3 separate regions of the Homo sapiens genome follow, and regions 1 and 2 are each linked to region 3. The links are chromatin contacts, found by Hi-C or POLR2A ChIA-PET in ENCODE. All regions are on one chromosome and are shown on one strand. The core of a region is the stretch at or near the end of the contact, and the rest is flanking DNA. Distances in the headings are between cores, read along the strand shown. Region 1 holds the start of MATR3 (matrin 3). Region 2 holds the start of SNHG4 (small nucleolar RNA host gene 4). Region 3 holds the start of CXXC5-AS1 (CXXC5 antisense RNA 1).

Region 1 (2,711 bases), core at 1-2,500, 360 kb after region 3:
TCAACGATTCTTCACATTATTCCAGCGCGCCCGAAAGACTAGCCATTTCAGAACCACCATAACCGTTCTAGAAATATCTGGCTAAAAAACTGTAACTGATCCAATAGGAATATTCCACAGAACAGGGCCACAGAGCAGGATAAACACCTAGGGGATATTCATCCACGGTAAATGCCGAACACAGAACATGGCACAGAGCTCGAAATGCAAAGAACGATGCGGCGACTACACCACGGTACTCCAAAACCCTTTGTCTGGAAACCGGAAGGTCCCACACCACACGATCCTCTCTGGAGGAACCTGGACTAATACTATTTTGATAAAGAGAAAAAGGATGTGAGGTGACTTGACTAAACAAGTGCAAATCACCCGCCTCGCACTGTACTGCAGGCGGCTTGTTCCACGACGCAGTACGAAAAACAAGCGTTAACGTTTCATTTTTCGGCCATTTTTACGCGATGGGGGGCGGGGAGGAATTGTTTCTGATGTCCAGCTAACGCCGCGCGCGCGCGCGCGTGTGGGCCGGGAGTCTTAGGGGGCGCTCTGAGGCGATGGGCAAGGAGCGGCGTGAAGGCCGAGACACCGGGAAAAGAAAGAAACGCTGCTCAAACAAGCAGGCTCTTCAGAGTCTGCGAAATCCTCCATTTTGGGGGAACATTTTCAGAGAAAAAAAGGCGAACGGGTTATTTGGCACTGGCGCTACCCAAGGACTTAGATATCTTAACCATCCTCCTCAAACGGCAAGCCCCCAGTGTACAGTCTGTCCCTCAGGCCTCGAGCGAGCTCCTCCCTCCCCCTCAGCGCCGCGGCCCGCGTGTAACGGGCTAGTCGTCCCGCCCCCGCCCACAACGAGCCCAGGACGCGCAGGAAGCTCGGCCGGTCAGCGCACCTCTTCACCCAAAATCTCCCGCCGCACCCTGGGCCCTTGGCCGGCCGCGTGTTTCCCTCCCGGACCGCTCACCTCCGCCGCCCTAGAAGGCTGGTTGCGCCGCCACTGCGCTCCTAACATGGCGGCCGCCGATCAGGCGGCTCACATACGCAACGCGGAGGGAGGCAGAGCGGGAGCGAGCAAGAAAGGCGCGCCGCCGGCTCCCCGCAGCCCCTGTCGCCGTCGTTGTCCCCTCCCGGCGGACACGGAGAACCCCCAGCCACCCGACCCCGACTCTTACCCGCTTCACGCCTACCTTAGGGAAAGGGAGAGGGAAAAGGAGAGGTACCTCTCTCCCAGCGAGCGGGACGCGGAGACTCCCACAATCCCCCGCAGCAACGGCGCTGGCGAGAAGCGGCGGCAGCGGCTGCAGCCCAAGAACAAACCCACTCTCGCGAGAGAGCTCGCCCCCACCCCCTCGATCTGGTTCGGCGCGCGCCAGGCCCCTCCCCCTACTCAGCGCGCGCACCTCGCTCGTGCACTCGCCTGCGGTCGTTGTTCTTTAATCCCGGAGATCCCTCTCCGTCATCCAGCTGAGGCGGGAAATGGAGGAACAGACGTGGCTTACGAGTTCGAGTCCCATTCCCGAAAAGGCTGTTTGTCAACCTCCTGAATAGCATAATACAAAGTTTAAATAGGGTATGCCTTAGAAGGGATTCGCGAGAGTCCCTGGCTTAGACTCGACTTTTATGCTCTCTGGTTGTTCTGTTTGCCAAGGAATGGTGGAAAGCGCCAGATATTGGGGCCACAAAGGGAAAACGATACCATTTTGGCTGGTTTTTATTTAGGTATGTTTATTTATTTATCATAAATAAACTGTGTTGCTCAGGTTGGAGTGCGCTGGCGTTATCATGGCTCATTGCAGCCTCGAACTCCTATCCTCAAGGGATCCTCCCACCTCAGCCTCCCCAGTAGCTGGGACTACAGGCTCGCACCACCATGGCCAGCTAACTTTTTTATTTTTATTTTTTCCGTAGAGATGGTGTCTCGTTATTTTGCCTAGGCTGGTCTGGAACTCCTTGGCTCAAGCAGTGCTCCCGCCTCCGCCTCTCAGCATTGGATTAAGGGCGTGAGCCTACACGCCCAGCCAGCTGTTTTTTTTGTTTTGTTTTTTGTTTTGAGACGGAGTCTCACTCTGTCACCCAGGCTGGAGTGCAGTGGCGCGATCTCGGCTCACTGCAAACTCCGCCTCCCGGGTTCACGCCATTCTCCTGCCTCAGCCTCCGGAGTAGCTGGGACTACAGGCGCCCGCCACGACGCCTGGCTAATTTCTTTTTGCATTTTTAATAGAGGCGGGGGTTTCACCGTGTTAGCCAGGATGCTCTCGATCTCCTGACCTTGTGATCCGCCCGCCTCGGCCTCCCAAAGTGGCCAGCTGGTTTTTAAAATCAGGAATTCTGTGCAGGAGGGTCGTTGAGGCGGAGGACCGCGAGCCTTTTCCTTCCTAAAGACCACCGCCGCCTTTTGGTGAATTTGACTGAATGCAATACACTCTTGGGACTGAGGTACTGGTTAGGTACCCGGGTTGGAGGGATTTGAGCTCCGGCCTTCAGAGGCTTAAGTAAATTGTTTGGAGACCTAATCTGGCTGCAACTCTCTCCCCAACCATCCTTGCAGAACTCCGCATCTGGAGAGTTGGGAATTTTCCAGCACAGTTAATGATTATAATATGGAGTGCTTTCTATAAGGTGGGCAATGCAATAAGCAGTTTACACATAACCCTACAATAACCTTGAGAGGCGGCTACTGTGGGATACCATTTGGTAGATCACAAAACTGAGAC
Region 2 (2,911 bases), core at 101-2,600, 380 kb after region 3:
GGAACACTGGATAGAGGAGGGCCTCCAATACTTCCTGAAGGACAATAAAAACAGCACTTGGAAAAATAACTGCAGTATTGGATGTGAGGGGAATTGGAGGCAGTAGTCGTGCCAAGACCTCAACTACTGATTAAAAGCAATAACGAAAATGTTAGGCCGGGCGCGGTGGCTCACGCCTGTAATCCCAGCACTTTGGGAGGCTGAGGCTGGCGGATCACGAGTTCAGGAGATCGAGACCATACTGGCTAACACGGTGAAACCCCGTCTCTACTAAAAATACAAAAAAAAAAAAAAAAAAAAAAAAAAAATTAGCCGGGCGTGGTGGCGGGCACCTGTAGTCCCTGTTACTCGGGATGCTGAGGCAGGAGAATGGCATGAACCCAGGAGGCGGAGGTTGCAGTGAGCCGAGATCGCCCTACTGCACTCCAGCCTGGGCAACAGAGCAAGACTCCGTTAAAAAAAATAAAAATAACCAAAATGTTTGCACAAATGATAATAAATATTCCTACACAGTCACCATTTTTTTTTAGACGGAGTCTTGCTCTGTTACCAGGTTGGAATGCAGTGGTGCTATCTCGGCTCACTGCAATCTCTGCCTCCCGGGTTCAAGCGATTCTCCTGCCTCAGCCTCCCGACTTCAGGCGTGCGACACCACGCCCAGCTAAGTTTTGTATTTTTAGTAGAGACGGGGTTTCACCATGTTGGCCAGGATGGTCTTCTTCTCTTGACCTCGTCATCCGCCCGCCTCGGCCTCCCAAAGTGCTGAGATTACAGGCGTGAGCCACGCGCCCGGCCTCACAGTCACCATTATAATTTATGTAAGGCTAAGATCATACCTTTTTCCAGCCATCCCCAAATTTCACTCCTGACTTCCTCCAAATAATTTAGAGGAACAGGAAAATGAGTAGAGAGGGTTCATTGTTCGCTGGGTCTAAAAACAGATCTAAAAATAGCCTGCCCCTTTCAAGGCTCGGGTTAAAGGGGCTGACTCAGTTCCACCGGACATTTGTTCCTCACAAACCTTCCAAAGTCCCTGCCTCTGGCCCTGGGAGATCGAGGCTCTCGGAGTCAGGCTCTATGGGACTCCCTAGGGAGAAGAGGGAAGAGGGATGGTAGAAAAACAGGGGACGACTCCGAGGCCCAAGTCTCTTTCAGATGCCCTCCAAGCTCGGGATCACGAGGGGACGAACCCCAATTTCGTCCCGTGCCCCGGCAGAAGCCACCCTGCACTGCTTCTTTCCCCAGGCTGGGAAACCTCCAAGGACTCTCCCCTCTGGGTCCTTACTCACGCGCACGTGTTCGGAGCTCCGCAGGGCGCAGCAGCACCGGCAGAGGCCGGAGGGGAAAGGGCAGCCGGGAGCCGAGGGGAACCCCGCCCCGGGGCGGCTACTGGGCGTGGCTTCGGTGGGCGGGGCCCTTGACCCCGCCTAGGAAAGGCCGGGCTTTAAAAAAAAAAAAAAATGCGAGTGCGGTGGCAGAGGTGAACCTGCTTCTTAGAGGAGAGAAGGGCTGGGGTCTGAGCAATGGCTGGGTTTGTTGGACTCCCATCCCATCTCTTAAGGGTAGAAGGGGCGCATAGTTCGCAGCTGCTCAGGAGAGAATCTGTGTGTCCTAGTGGAGCCAGGCTTCCTGCCTGCCCACACTGAGCGCCCCCGGAACGCTGGTTCCGCTCACGAGCGTGGCGCCTTTCCGTTGCTGCAGGCCCAGCCCACGCTTTTGCGCTTCCCACGCATATCCTTTTTCTGGCTTTCTGCGGCAGCGCTGTCATTCGGCTAATGGATCGCTCACCCACGCAGGTCACCTTGGTCCACGGTCTTCGGGATCTTTCCAGGAGGTTTTCGAATAGATTAAGCCAGTCACTCCTACTGCTGACCTCTGCAGGACCGGCCTCCCTAGTGCCCTGCAGTGGGATTCTTCGCCGAGCTGCAGTAACTGAAGAACACTGGCTTTCTCTGCTAGACTTGCCCTGCACCATGGCACAGTCAGGCAGAGTCCTTGGTCAGGACAGACTGCCTGCAAGGCTACCAGGATTTCTTTGGAACACTAAAACTTCCCTCTCCCAGTGGCTAGAGTCCATATGATTCTGCTGGGGTCCAGAGTGGAAGGCCTACAAGCAGTGATTCCCAACTCCATTCTCTAATTCCCCCAAATTCCTTTCCGACACCCGCCCCCCAACAACAACAACCAATCCTGTAAGTTTTGCTGATCTCTTGCACCTGGCACCATTGCCAGGTGAACCCCTGGGAACCAAGCCACTGCCCTTGGCATCTGCCAACATGTTTCATTGTCTATTTCCTCAGCTCTTTCATAATGAAAAAGGTATGCTTCTTGTGCACCCCAACTCTTGCAGACCTCTCCTAAGAAAGCCCAGAGCCCCAGTTTGATTCCAGCAAGAGACCCTAGGCTGTAGGGCCAAAGAGCCACTGGAGGGGAAGTGGCAAGCTCAAATCCTCCCCAGTTTTGATGCAGTTGGACATAGGCTCTGGTTGGGAAAAGGCTTACATAAATACAGTAATTTAAAAAGTCACATGACCAGTGCTGGGCTGGTAGGCAGGAGCTCTGCTTTGCAGTTAAATAGGAATGTGGCTGAAGACTGCTGCCATAATCAATGCCCACATCCGGCTGTCACAGCGTGTTCATAAAGGAAGGTTATGAGAGCTATAAAACCAGGCAGATTGGGTGGGTAATTGTCCTACCGAGCTCTGCTAAAGGAGAAATTGCATTGGCATCTCATATATTTCGCTTTCTTTCCTTCCAAACACACAAAGTGGAGAGGGCAGAGCTACCCTGAAGATTCATGAAAAGGAAAGATAGGGTGTGTGTGTGTGTGTGTGTGTGTGTGTGTATGTGTGTGTGTGAATGTGCATGTGTGCTTTCAGAGAAGAGACAAGAAGTAACTGAGGACAGGGAG
Region 3 (2,916 bases), core at 271-2,770:
GGCCAGGACCAGATACACACATAAATAAGGCACCAACCCGACAGCCAGCCAGCCAAGGGTCTGTCTTCTGCAGAGGCTCACCTTGGAAAGGGAGGTGGCATGGAGAGGGAGGCCAAGGCTGACTAGGGGCGTCCCTGGGAGAGACCCAGCTACTGCGAGGATGAGGGGTAGGGGGGTTCTACCCAAGTTCCGGGGGCTGGCTGGGAACTCGGAGGCCAATCTCCTTCAGCTGTTCCCATCTCTTCCCAGGGCAAAAATCAAACCATCACCCCCTCTCCCTCCTCCCCAAGGAGAGGACAATTTCCGTTCTGGGAGGGGGGTGACAGCTGCAGAGCGGGCCACTCCCCACCCCCCCAAGCTCCAGCCTGACTCTCATCTAGGGAAACTGCTAAATCAACAATACGCAGTTACGGGTAGGTAGCCCGCCGGCCTGAGTTTCCCCGCACGGCTCTCAGAAAGGGGTTTAGAGGGGGCTTCGGTCTCAGTTCCCGGTTTTCTAGTGGCGGTTGGAAACCAAGGCACGGGCATCTTTCAGGAGGGGGATCAGGTGAAGCTTAGGCCAGTAGGTCCCCCAAGACGTCTAATTTAAATACTCCCAACTGCAAAGGACAGACGCCCCCCACCCCGCGGCCTGGGGCAGCTGAGGTGGAGCCGGGCGTTCAAATCGCGCTCCAAACAAGTCCGCAGCGACCGCGCTCGCAGCCCCCGCCAGGCGGCCCCAGCGGAAAACTTGAAAGGGACTCTGTTTGCCGGCGGCCCTGGGGCGGCTCCGGCGGGGGCGAGGGCCGAGCGATCTCACACACGCCCCCTCCCCAACGCTTCCAAAGAAAATGCGGGGGTGGGGGGGACAGGGCCCACCACAAATCCAAGGGCTCCAAACAGCGCCCGCCGCGCGAGGAAAGGTGGGGGTCAGGAGTCTGGTCCGCTGGTCACCCCCTTAGCTCCCCCCCCATCCGAAGGCGCGACTCTCAGACCACCCAAAGTCCAGGGGGCAAAGGAGGGCGCGGTTGCCAAACCTTCAGACCCCCGTCGCGGGAGACTTCAGGGAGCGGGTCTTTCCGAATGAGTCACTACAGAACCCCCCAAATTTACTGGTGCTTCCTTGCAGCCCGAGGCACCAGCCCAACTCCGCGCACCCCTTCAGATTCCCGGGGGGGAAAAAAGAACAAAAAGAGATCTTGCTCCCACTTTGGGCGTTTCAGCTCTTCTGACAGGTCCCGAAGGTGGCCCCCCATTTAAAAACCGGGGTCACTCGCTTTCCGTCGATCCTACAAATAAACAAAGCCAGGCGCACCCCGCGCTCCCCGCCGGAAAGCAGCCCATTCCGGGCGAGGACAACTTCCCCCAGCCAGAAAATTAACACATTCCTCTCGCGGCGGTTCAGCCCCTCACTCCGCTCCGGGGAAGCGAAGGGGAGGGGGGTCGGGCCGAACTTCATGGGTAAATTTGGGGCCAGTGCAGCGTGGCAGGCGCCGGGGACGTACGCCCCCCACAGTTCCGCAGCTAGAGGAACACCCCCATTCTCCCTCCCAGGCTCTGCACGCTGCGTGGCCCACGCGGGGCTCGGGAGACAGCTCAAAAGACTCCCCAAGGCTGGGAAAGGAGGGAGGGAGGGGCCGCGGGGCACCGTGGTGGTGGGGGAGATACTTTGATGGAAAAAAAAGGTCAAACTTCATCAGCCCGCCGGGCACCCCGCGGGCAGCGGGGGCGAGGAGCCGGAGGAAAAATGCAGAAGTAGCCGCCGCTTCTTCCAAGTGGTGGGGGAGGCTCAGCCACGCGTGGTCGAGGGCGCCCAGAGCAGTTAACGTCGCCCCTCAACACAGGGCTGCGAGCGGGGTCTGATGGGGGGAGTGCGCGCCAGAGATCTACAAGCAGCCGCCCCCGCAGGCTGAGCGCCCGCCCAACGCCAAGAGGTGAGGACCCCGGGCGCCCGCTGCCCCAGCGCCCGCGAACTGGAGTAGTGGGGGGGAGGGGGGCGGCACCCCGCAAGGAGCGTCCCAGCCCCACTCCACGGCGCCCAAGCCGCCGTCCCAGACCCTAAAACCCCTCTTTTTGTCTGAACTCAGTGATCTGCGACCGAGCATACTGCGGCTTAGGGAGGCTTGGGTATAGCAGCGGCCACCAAGCGATCACCGGCGCTAGGTCTCCCAGGCTCCGGGGCTCCGCGGCTTACGGTGCGGGCGCCCCCCGCCCCTCCCAAATACGGACCCCTCCTTCCCCGTCCCCGGCTCTCCGCACCTGAACTTCGGGGGAACCCGCGCAGCCAAACTTTCCGCCGACTTGCAGCGAACTCCGGCCCCGGCCGCGCACCGAACCCCGGGGGAGGAGAGGGAGGTAGGCGGGGAAGGGGAGGGGGCCGGCCTCCGGGGGGGGTCGAGGGAGGGCCGTGGCCCGACACCTACCGGCTCTCCGAGTCGTCCAAGCCGCCACCGCCGCCGTCGCCGCGAGGCCGAGGGGGAGGGGCGGGGCAGGGAGCTGCGCTCCGCTCTGGGCACCACCGCCGCGGTGCGCTCCGCTCCAGCCGCCAGCAGTGCCCGGGTCCGGAGCCCGAGTCGCGCCGCCGCGGCTGGCCCGAGGCGGGGAGGGGGGGGAGCCTGCAGCACCTGCCCCTCCTCCCCCTCCCCGCGGCCCAAATTAAAAAACAACAAAAAGCAACTAATCACCCCCGAGCTGAGCGCGGCTCGCGGGCGGAGGGCTCAGCGTGCGGCGCCCGGACTCAGCAGGCGGCGCGCATGGCTGGGCGCGGGCTGGGCAGGGCTGGGACGCGGGGCCCGGCTTCAGGGGATAAGGCTCTGCCGCTCTTCTCGCTCGGCTCGGGCGTCTGCTCTTGCCGCCAGTGCCGCCTCTGCTGCCGCCGCCTCTACATCCCCGCTCAGGCTCAGCCGCCTCTGCCGCCGCCGCCGCGCGCCCGCCCGG

What was found. A loop is a pair of places that touch in the nucleus more often than their neighbours do. ChIA-PET counts read pairs that join two places held with the same protein, here RNA polymerase II (POLR2A). Pooled maps may share reads with other maps.
Region 1: a loop to region 3 is called in a pooled map, with 8 times the contacts of the local background. The contact joins the promoter of MATR3 here to the promoter of CXXC5-AS1 in region 3. A Hi-C loop is called at or near these places in 3 of 37 single-sample maps with no recorded cell type and 8 of 50 pooled maps. POLR2A ChIA-PET finds 5 or more read pairs at or near these places in 5 of 52 experiments (GM12878, OCI-LY7, PC-3 and 2 more).
Region 2: a map with no recorded cell type shows a loop between it and region 3 (3-fold over the local background). The contact joins the promoter of SNHG4 here to the promoter of CXXC5-AS1 in region 3. A Hi-C loop is called at or near these places in 6 of 37 single-sample maps with no recorded cell type and 3 of 50 pooled maps. POLR2A ChIA-PET finds 5 or more read pairs at or near these places in 1 of 52 experiments (BJ).

The regions. Positions count from the first base shown.
Region 1 is chr5:139,292,279-139,294,989 of GRCh38, reverse strand. It overlaps MATR3 (matrin 3), which reads right to left and starts at 1,250. Exons shown (of 15, transcript NM_018834.6): 1 at 1,185-1,250. It overlaps LOC124901081 (a long non-coding RNA gene), which reads left to right and starts at 1,433. Exons shown (of 4, transcript XR_007058956.1): 1 at 1,433-1,716. RefSeq lists enhancers at 1-474, 475-1,178.
Region 2 is chr5:139,272,540-139,275,450 of GRCh38, reverse strand. SNHG4 (small nucleolar RNA host gene 4) reads right to left here and starts at 1,350. Exons shown (of 7, transcript NR_182757.1): 1 at 1,290-1,350; 2 at 837-1,087. It overlaps LOC124901081 (a long non-coding RNA gene), which reads left to right. Exons shown (of 4, transcript XR_007058956.1): 4 at 1,797-2,384. It also overlaps a transcript of MATR3 not described here. RefSeq lists a silencer at 1,277-1,356 and an enhancer at 1,647-1,996.
Region 3 is chr5:139,648,332-139,651,247 of GRCh38, reverse strand. CXXC5-AS1 (CXXC5 antisense RNA 1) reads left to right here and starts at 1,520. Exons shown (of 2, transcript NR_149086.1): 1 at 1,520-1,913; 2 at 2,067-2,249. CXXC5 (CXXC finger protein 5) reads right to left here and starts at 2,899. Exons shown (of 3, transcript NM_016463.9): 1 at 2,403-2,899. RefSeq lists an enhancer at 179-679 and silencers at 1,472-1,641, 1,842-2,916.